Regions from separate parts of the Homo sapiens genome. Here regions 1 and 3 are each linked to region 2. The links are chromatin contacts, found by Hi-C or POLR2A ChIA-PET in ENCODE. All regions are on one chromosome and are shown on one strand. Each heading gives the region's core, a stretch centred on a gene start or an enhancer-like site at or near the end of the contact. The rest is flanking DNA. Distances are from core to core; before and after follow the strand shown.

Evidence for each region. Hi-C counts contacts between places; a loop is a spot of excess contacts on that map. ChIA-PET counts read pairs that join two places held with the same protein, here RNA polymerase II (POLR2A).
Region 1: a loop to region 2 is called in a map of endothelial cell of umbilical vein, with 2.5 times the contacts of the local background. The contact joins two enhancer-like sites. A Hi-C loop is called at or near these places in 3 of 168 maps with a recorded cell type or tissue (breast epithelium, endothelial cell of hepatic sinusoid and endothelial cell of umbilical vein). POLR2A ChIA-PET finds 5 or more read pairs at or near these places in 1 of 52 experiments (A549).
Region 3: a map of PC-3 shows a loop between it and region 2 (2.0-fold over the local background). The contact joins two enhancer-like sites. A Hi-C loop is called at or near these places in 1 of 168 maps with a recorded cell type or tissue (PC-3). POLR2A ChIA-PET finds 5 or more read pairs at or near these places in 1 of 52 experiments (Panc1).

What each region holds. Positions count from the first base shown.
Region 1 is chr5:74,126,203-74,128,902 of GRCh38, reverse strand. No RefSeq gene overlaps it. Among named protein-coding and RNA genes, the nearest start is that of LINC02122, 24 kb to the right of the region's middle. Within about 2 kb of position 1,285, at least 3 of the 41 ENCODE cell types and tissues checked have a DNase peak (open chromatin) inside an H3K27ac peak, as active enhancers do; they include endothelial cell of umbilical vein, where a contact is called at or near this core.
Region 2 is chr5:74,166,166-74,168,951 of GRCh38, reverse strand. No RefSeq gene overlaps it. Among named protein-coding and RNA genes, the nearest start is that of LINC02122, 64 kb to the right of the region's middle. Within about 2 kb of position 1,336, at least 5 of the 41 ENCODE cell types and tissues checked have a DNase peak (open chromatin) inside an H3K27ac peak, as active enhancers do; they include PC-3 and endothelial cell of umbilical vein, where a contact is called at or near this core.
Region 3 is chr5:74,200,117-74,202,827 of GRCh38, reverse strand. No RefSeq gene overlaps it. Among named protein-coding and RNA genes, the nearest start is that of LINC02122, 98 kb to the right of the region's middle. RefSeq lists enhancers at 1,070-1,119, 1,140-1,209. Within about 2 kb of position 1,332, at least 10 of the 41 ENCODE cell types and tissues checked have a DNase peak (open chromatin) inside an H3K27ac peak, as active enhancers do; they include PC-3, where a contact is called at or near this core.

The sequences.
Region 1 (2,700 bases), core at 36-2,535, 40 kb after region 2:
TATCCAATACAGTACAGAAATAGCCCAGTGAAGCTCTGCAGAGCCTCACCTTTGGGCAGGAAGACTACCTGGGGATGATACCCCTTACCCTCTTTCTGGCTGTCCCCAGGAGTCAGGAATATTAGGACTCTGGTCCTCTTCTCTCATCTGTCTCCCACCCCAGCTTAGGCAGTCATTGGCAATCAATCCATCAACTGGAGTTCGTCATGACACTGGGTCCCAGTTTAAATGCAAAGGACCATACTCTCAATCTTCCTCCATTGCTCTGCACTATGACAATACAAGAACCTGGAACACCTTTATAAATCAGGTATTTTAGAACTCAAAAGGCAGTGCATTTATTGCATTTATTGTGAATAAAAACTCGTGTAATAGATTTATCCTAACTTGCCATAACCCCTGAAAAAGGAATATATAGGAAGCATTTTTAGTGGTTCCTATACTTTGTTACATGTGCTTATATTAACCTTGGCAACATTTGAATAAACTTATTACATTAATAGTTATATGAATTTGATTTTAGAAAAATAACCTATCCTTGGAAGGGAAGTGTCATCACCTCCATGTAAACAATATTCCTCTGCACACAATGCCCTTTATTTTGGCAACGTGTCTTTCCTGCCATCTGCCTCGGGAAGCACTTGCCAGAGTTGCAATAATAATTGAGTTACAGAGGGAATTAGGTGTAATGGAGGGGAAGGAAATTGATTGCTTAATTTTTATTAACAGAAAGAGAAAATTGTGGCGTTCTGCCGTGAACAGAAATGAAACAAAGAGGAAAGATACAGAGAGATGACTCCAGGTGGCAGGAATGTTCCTGCACAAACAGGAGCAATCCTGCAGGGAGGGTAAGAAGAGGCCAATGCTAACCTAGCTGAAAGAGGCAACTGGAAGGGAAGCAAGGGGGGAAAAGTAGCCCTGGCTGAGCTGATGTGGCTTTGTGCACTGAGGAAAGGACACAGACACCTGGAGACTATTCACTTCTGCTGGGAGGAGTAGTCGAGCTCTTACTGCATTCTGCCTGTCTGAAGGTCAAGGACCACATCTTTGCCAGGCTGGGGCATGTGTGCGTGAGTGTATACAATGAGTGACTTCTGAGTCTTGCCCTCCCTGAATGTGACAGTGTCTCTGAGGGAACTGAACAACTATAAAGCCCTAGATGGATTAATGGAGGTCATTCAGACTTCACCAGGACTAGGCTGTATCCTCTAGGCAATTGTGTCCTGGCCCGTGAATAGCACAGGCTGCTGGAGCCGAGTTGGACCCCCCTCTCTGATCCTGGAGGGAGCCCCACTCCACCTTCCTATGAAGTCAGTTTCCTTCCTCTCTCAGGGTAGCTGCTGGCTCCGATAACCTGCCTGTGCCTCCCTGGAACTCACTGTAAGCTGGATATCAGTTTCACATGTTTGGTCTGTGGGATGTAGGAAGGAAGTGGACTCCCTGGATATTGGGTGAGAGGGGCAATTGGCTTGGGGAAAGAGGCTCAGATGGTTAATATTGCAGGATCATTCAGTGCACTTAAGGCTATGCCACACTGTCAATTGCACACAGAATGTGGCTGTGTTTGGTCTTCTGTGAGAGATGCACAGGCTTGAGTGTGGAGAGGAGAACTGAGGCAGTGCCTCCAGCCCCTAAGGATTCCAGTCCCCTGAGCTCCCTCCTGGCAGACATGATTCTGGGTAGTAAATTCCTAGGCTTCTCGACTGAGAACATTAACACAATTGTGAACAGACATGTTTGCTAAAGAAAAGGCCATAAATCACAATTTGCCTCCCACAGGAGAAAAACAGGAAAGAAGCATATAGCTGTACTCTGTATTTACTAATGAGGATAATTTGCATATGTTTAAATTATAACTTGGGGGAGAATCTAACTGATAAGGTAGAGCCCAGCAATGCAGCAAGGTAGATAATATCTATAAAATGGGGTAGGAGGAAGTTAAACAAATTGGACACATGCATCTGATACACTAATAGATAAAAGTAAAGTAATGCTTTCGAAGTCTATTTAAACATGTGAAAATCTTCACGACATAAAACTTAAGAGGATTTGAACTGCTGGCATACAGTATGAACCCAGTTAGGCTAAGTGAAACAAAGATAAATATAGGTAGAAAAAACATACAAAATGTTAACACGGGCTAAGTGTGAATGATGGGATTCTGGGTGTTTATTTTCCTCCATGAACTTCTGATAATCCAATTTTTCTAAAATGATCATGTGTTACTTAAGAATCAGCAAATCTTTAATGCCATTAGGTCAGAAATTTTTTATTACCAATTTTTGGAAAGAGGTAAAGAGCAATGAAAGAGGAAACTTATTAGATTGCAATAGTTTTGAATCTGTAGTTCTGTTTCACATAGTTACCTGTATGATTCAGATATGATTAGGCTTCCTGGGGCCTGGGTGTTTATAGTGCTCTTCCTGATACTCTGTTACTATCAGGTTCTCCAGTTCAGTCGGTTTCCTTTGGTTTTCTGAACATGACCAGGTATGCAACTGGATATTTTCCAGACTAATGACCTTTAGAACATCATTTGTACATGGTTCTTACTTACAAACCATGCCATGACTTAAAACATATAGTTTAAAATGCTGGCCATTCAAGGTTGCCTTCAGCCAAGACTTCCCTGAAATGTTTACTGTAGAGAACAACATTGAATTTGTGGTTATAGAGTTTTACCTCAAAATGTAATCTACA
Region 2 (2,786 bases), core at 87-2,586:
AGAGAACTAGTCATTCTAAACTGCACATTATGCATGTTTTTAGATGGTGCTTGCACCTAAAAGCCAGCCTGGCAGGGATGTGGTCAAAATACATCCCAATGTCGTGTAATTGCCCTGTAATATACAAACATGGCTTTTGCTGTTACTGAATCAAAAACATACAAATTATCTTACAAATACTGTCATGAGGTCAGATCAACAGAAATAAACAACTCCTCCTCAAACCCATACATATCTCACCTCACAGCGCCTGTATACAGCTCCCATATTCATGGAGAAGACATGGTCCCAGCCCCCAGGGAATTTAGGTTCAAATAGAGATGACAGCCAATAAACAAGGAAGTGTGCGTTGTATGTGCATGTGTGTGATTAATGCAATGAAGGAAAAGAACATAGTGAACAAATGCTATCTTTCAAGAAGACTCAACATATTTCAGTTGTGTGCTACCCTGGGAGTTTAGACAATCTTCCAAAACTCATCACACACCTTTCCATAATGTCCGGTAAAGTTTTAAGTAGTTTCTTCAGAGATAACCTCCTTTAAATACCCACTCTGATCCCTTAAATACAATAAGGCTCACAAGACTGGAGCTGTCTGAGACTCCAACTATAATCTTCACCCTTCCAAGGGAAATGGGAAAGAAATATATATGCTCTTTTCTCAAAAACATGCTTATTGAACACCTATGATAGGTACAGCATACATGGTATTGCTCCCATGCTGGGAGCATCTACGTGAACACAGCCTCTGCTCCAGAGGGTTCTGAGAATCAGTCCACTGCCAACAGGCTTTCCAGAAGATAATCACACACGTGGCTTTCATTCCTTTGCTTACCTGTCCTCATGTGGTGTTTCACGTTTGTTTACTATCTGGCAGATACTTTCAGCATTCTGTTTGCAGAGGTAACTCTGTACGGCAGGAAAATGTCCTAGTTAGCATGTAACAAGAGTCTGTAATTCTTCCAGAAAAAAATTCTGGTAATGTTCAGATGAATATTATAGGTAATTAGAAGCATATACTCATCACAAAATGAAACTGACTGTAGATTGCAGACAGTAATCATTTGTGAAGAATAATGCAGTTTTGCCTCATTTGTGCAGATAGCATCGATGGGTGATGAGATTTTCCATGTATGTGTTCTAGGATTATCCTAAGACTTCAGGTCCAAAATATTCATCTTGACCACTTTAGATGAAATGATTTTAAAGATGTGATTTTGTATTTCTTGCCATTTTTACATCTAGTGACTAAACATATTTTATCTTCTTTTTGGTGACTCAGAGTCCTCACCGTGAGCATGAATAATTTTATTGTGCTACAGATAAACAATGACATCAGGGCCTGTTGAGTTATGAGCTGCACTGGGAAAATTCCTAAGTAAATGGTCTCAGGGCCTTAGATTTATTGAGCCTTTACAACTTTTCTAATTCTTCCCTAAATGTCAGGTTTTTACTTGTGACTATCTTGTGTTTGTCTCTAGGAACCATTTCCCACCCTCAGCCTTTTATTCAGGGAGTACGTTGTGAGCATTCACTGTGTGGCAGGGCTTGCTTCTATATACAGAAAAGACAATTAGATGGAGACCACAGTACAGAGGGCCTACTCGCATGGAGCATACCTGCTGGCGGGAGAGTCAAACAGCAAACAAGCCACAGTTAAGCAAAATAATTCTCCTTTGCTTTGGTCTGGGGCAGTGAATAATCACACTTACGAGGGCTAAACCTAAATTAAGAATAAATAGGATCTAGGCCAGGTGTGGTGGCTCATGCCTGTAATCCCAGCACTTTGGGAGGCTGAGGCGGGCGTATCAGTTGAGGCCAGGAGTTCGAGAGCAACCTGGTCAAGGTGGTGAAACCCCGTCTCTACTAAAAACACAAAAATTAGCGGGGCGTGGTGGCATGTACCTGTAGTCCCAGCTACTTGGGAGGCTGAGGCAAGAAGATCACTTGAACCTGGGAGACAGAGGTTGCAGTGAGCCGAGATGGTGCCACCGCACTCCAGCCTGGGTGATGGAGCAAGACTCTATCTCAATTTTTAAAAATAAATAAATAAGAATAGCTAGGATCCAAGAACCTTGTATGCTCAGAGTCCATTTCTGTTCACTTCTTAGCAACTCCCAAGCAATGGGACTATCAACTTCATGGCTCTTCAGAAATGCAGAGCTTTGGTATTTCCACAGAATACTGAACATAATATTGAAAATGGCTCAATGTCACTAGAAACAAATGGCCCTTTGCCTGCAACTTAAAGTTGAGGACAACATGGCATCTGAGAGGCTACAGAATTCAAATTCTAGCCATGATTTTCCTTCATCTCCAGATTTTGGTATCTAACTGCCAAGCCCACCTCTTTATGTACATGTCTCATGGCATCTGACACATAACATTTGATTCCACCCCCAATATTGCTTTTACCTTCCCAACCTTGGCAATAGCACTATAATCTTCCAAAAATCAAGAAATTATTCTCAAGTTCTATTTCTCAGCCCCTGCTCACCCAGCCCTATCCTACATCCAGTTAATGAGTGAAGCCTATGGATTAAAACAACAACAACAACAACAACAACATATATCCTGAGTCTGAATCAGATAATGACTCCCCCTGCTTGAGATCTATCAGGGCCTTGTTGTGCTCTTAGAGAAGAATACCAGCTTCCCACAGTGGTTTCAAGGCCTGATATGATCCATTTCCTGTTGAAGGTTTTATTCCCCTCTCCCCATGATTACTTTCATCATTCCTTAAAGCAAAACTTTCCAAATACAGCACTGAACGAGATGGAAAGGAA
Region 3 (2,711 bases), core at 83-2,582, 34 kb before region 2:
GGTGACATCTTTCCATCCTCTAATTTTATCTCTGCTATACCCACAAGCTTAAAAGTTGAGGCTTTCTGTGACTGTGCGGCATAAGAACAATGGGTTTTTGCCCCTTCTTTGTCCCCTGAGATGGCATTATAAATAGGCCCTGCCCCCACCAACCCTGCCTCCAGGATGGCAGCCTGTGAATGCAGAACGCCTATAGCCTTCTAGCCGTGTCTGTGGCAAGGGCATGTGCCAGTGGGGAAGCACGAGCTTTGGACCTGAGGACATCTGGGACAGCTCTTGGTGTCAGTGCTCCACCCATGCCTGGGTCCCTCTACCATTGGCAAGCACCTGTCTAGTCTCATCCCAACAACCAGCTTCTGTTTCTCTTAGCCAGAGAATTTCCATGCTGTAAATGACATCAATGACTGCTGGAACCAATATGTTAGCAGAGTAGGAACATACCTGGAAGTTTACATTTTGCTGGGAGGTGTCCTCAACTAAGGACCTACTGTTGCAGGGGTATAAATATCCCCGCTGTCCTGCCTCCTGACTGGATCACTCTAAAGACTGACATTGTCTTCAGAGCCTACTTTCAGGCCTTTCCCTGACATTGCCTGTTTACTTGGTCTATTTCCCTTCCTGGCACCATGATTTGTGATGTGAGTGCTAGAAGAGGATTCAGAATTTGATTTTAATTACTCTTAGTGTCATCTCCTGACCATGGACATCTTAAGTGGTTTTTGTCAGTGTTTACTTTGAAAAGAGAAGTCCTGTCTCTCCCAGGGCCACTGTCTTCAGAGCCTCTGGGTTGGTGACAGGCTGCTGGGGCTGGGGTTCCCATGGGGGAGATGAGGCTGAGCCCAGAATGAGAATCAAATGGCCCTGCATTCAGGAAACTCTCAGAATTTGTCACCTTATATACAATATCTGTAGTCAAATCCAAGTGATTCATTTCCTTTTTCTGAAGCCACAGAGCTATAGGGATCCACTCTCATGCTTCCTCCCTAGCCGTCTTCATTTTCCTAGCCTCCTTCATTTCACTCACTTCATTCTTCCTAAACACAGTGAGATTCTTTTAGGTCAGCTGCCCTCAGCCTCTATTCTCTGGGGTCTTTAACATCTGCTTTGGGTTGCTACTTCAACTCCTGAAGAACTCCCCTTTGCTGTTAATTATAAATGCAGGTGGTATAAATAACCATTTGAAATGAGTCAGAGATGACCTGATAAAGTCCTCTGCATTGAGCAGGCTAGATGGCGCTGGAAAGAGAGGCTGGGCTGAGCAGGTGGTAGGAGAAGGTTCCCTTGGGTACAGGAAGTGGGAGTGGGAGGGCCGTGTGCCCAAGTGGAAAGAGCATTTCAAGAACAGCTTTGGCTCAATTGTGGCCGCAGAATCTGGCAAGCACACCACAGGCTTTGTTGCCTTCAGTGCCAAAAGCCAAGAAAACCAGCCCTTGCTGGCCTTGGAGCGAGCAGGGAGAAGAAAAATCCGAGGAATACATTGTCTGACTGTCGCCGTGGACAAGTGTTCCCGTGCAAGCAGATGACCTCTTTCCCGGAACAAAGCTCCATGTTTTAATAGCAGAAATCTCCCAGAAGGAAATGTCAAGGTAAACAAGTGTTGGGGCAGATTATACAGCGGACTCCTCCCGTCTAGAATTCTCTTTTTGGAAAGTGCTCTCTGAAGGGTTGTAGCCTCTATAGCATGAGCCCCCACAAAGATGGGTTTCTGTCCTCCAAGGAAAAGCATGTCAGGTAATCCCTGATGGAAAGGGGAACTTCAGAGGAACATAGGGATAGAGCTTTATTCCCAAGGGCAAAGCAGGCGGTGGCACGGAACAAATGCATGGGACCTCAGGGAGCCCTTTGTTTAGAGTAGCACTGAGGTGCCTCTGTCCCCCTAGCCATTGACATAAAGGTCACAAACCCGCAGCATGACTTTCCTTCCCCTCTTTCCACCAGGATTAAGTTTAGTCTCAGGTCATGACTTCTAAAGTGCATCTGAGATACACACCACCTTGCCAGGACCAGATGCAGGTCAAAGAAGGGTCAATGAAGCAAAATCAAAACCAGAAGGTTTTCTATTTCCTTCAAGGACATTAACAAAGGGAGCACTGTTGCCAAAGGATATAATAGCAAATGTCAATTAGTCCTGGAAGCACATCTTACATGACTAAACCTGATGCTGTGTGGAGGCCACTCTTAACCCTCGCCACCACTGTATGTACAGAGCACATGCTGCACCTGTCAAGTCACCCTGTTTGCCCAAAACATTAACTGGCCCTTCCTTTGTTCCTACTAATCACTCCTAATTCTGTGTGTTGCAGCTGTATTGTCAGGCCCTTCCCTGCTTTATTTCTTAGGGCATCTATTGTTATTATTAAATGATTGTTTTTTTGTTTTTTTTTTTGAGACGGAGTCTCGCTCTGTCGCCCAGGCTGGAGTGCAGTGGTGCGATCTCAGTTCACTGCAAGCTCCACCTTCCAGGTTCACGCAATTCTCCTGCCTCAGCCTCCCCAGTAGCTGGGACTACGGTGCCCGTCACTACGCCCGGCTAATTTTTTGTATTTTTAGTAGAGAGGGGGTTTCGCCGTGTTAGCCAGGATGGTCTCGATCTCCTGACCTCGTGATCCACCTGCCTCGGTCTCCCAAAGTGCTGGGATTACAGGCACGAGCCACCGTGCCTAGCCTAAATGATGTTTTTTATGGAAACCCAGCACATGGTAGGCAGGGAT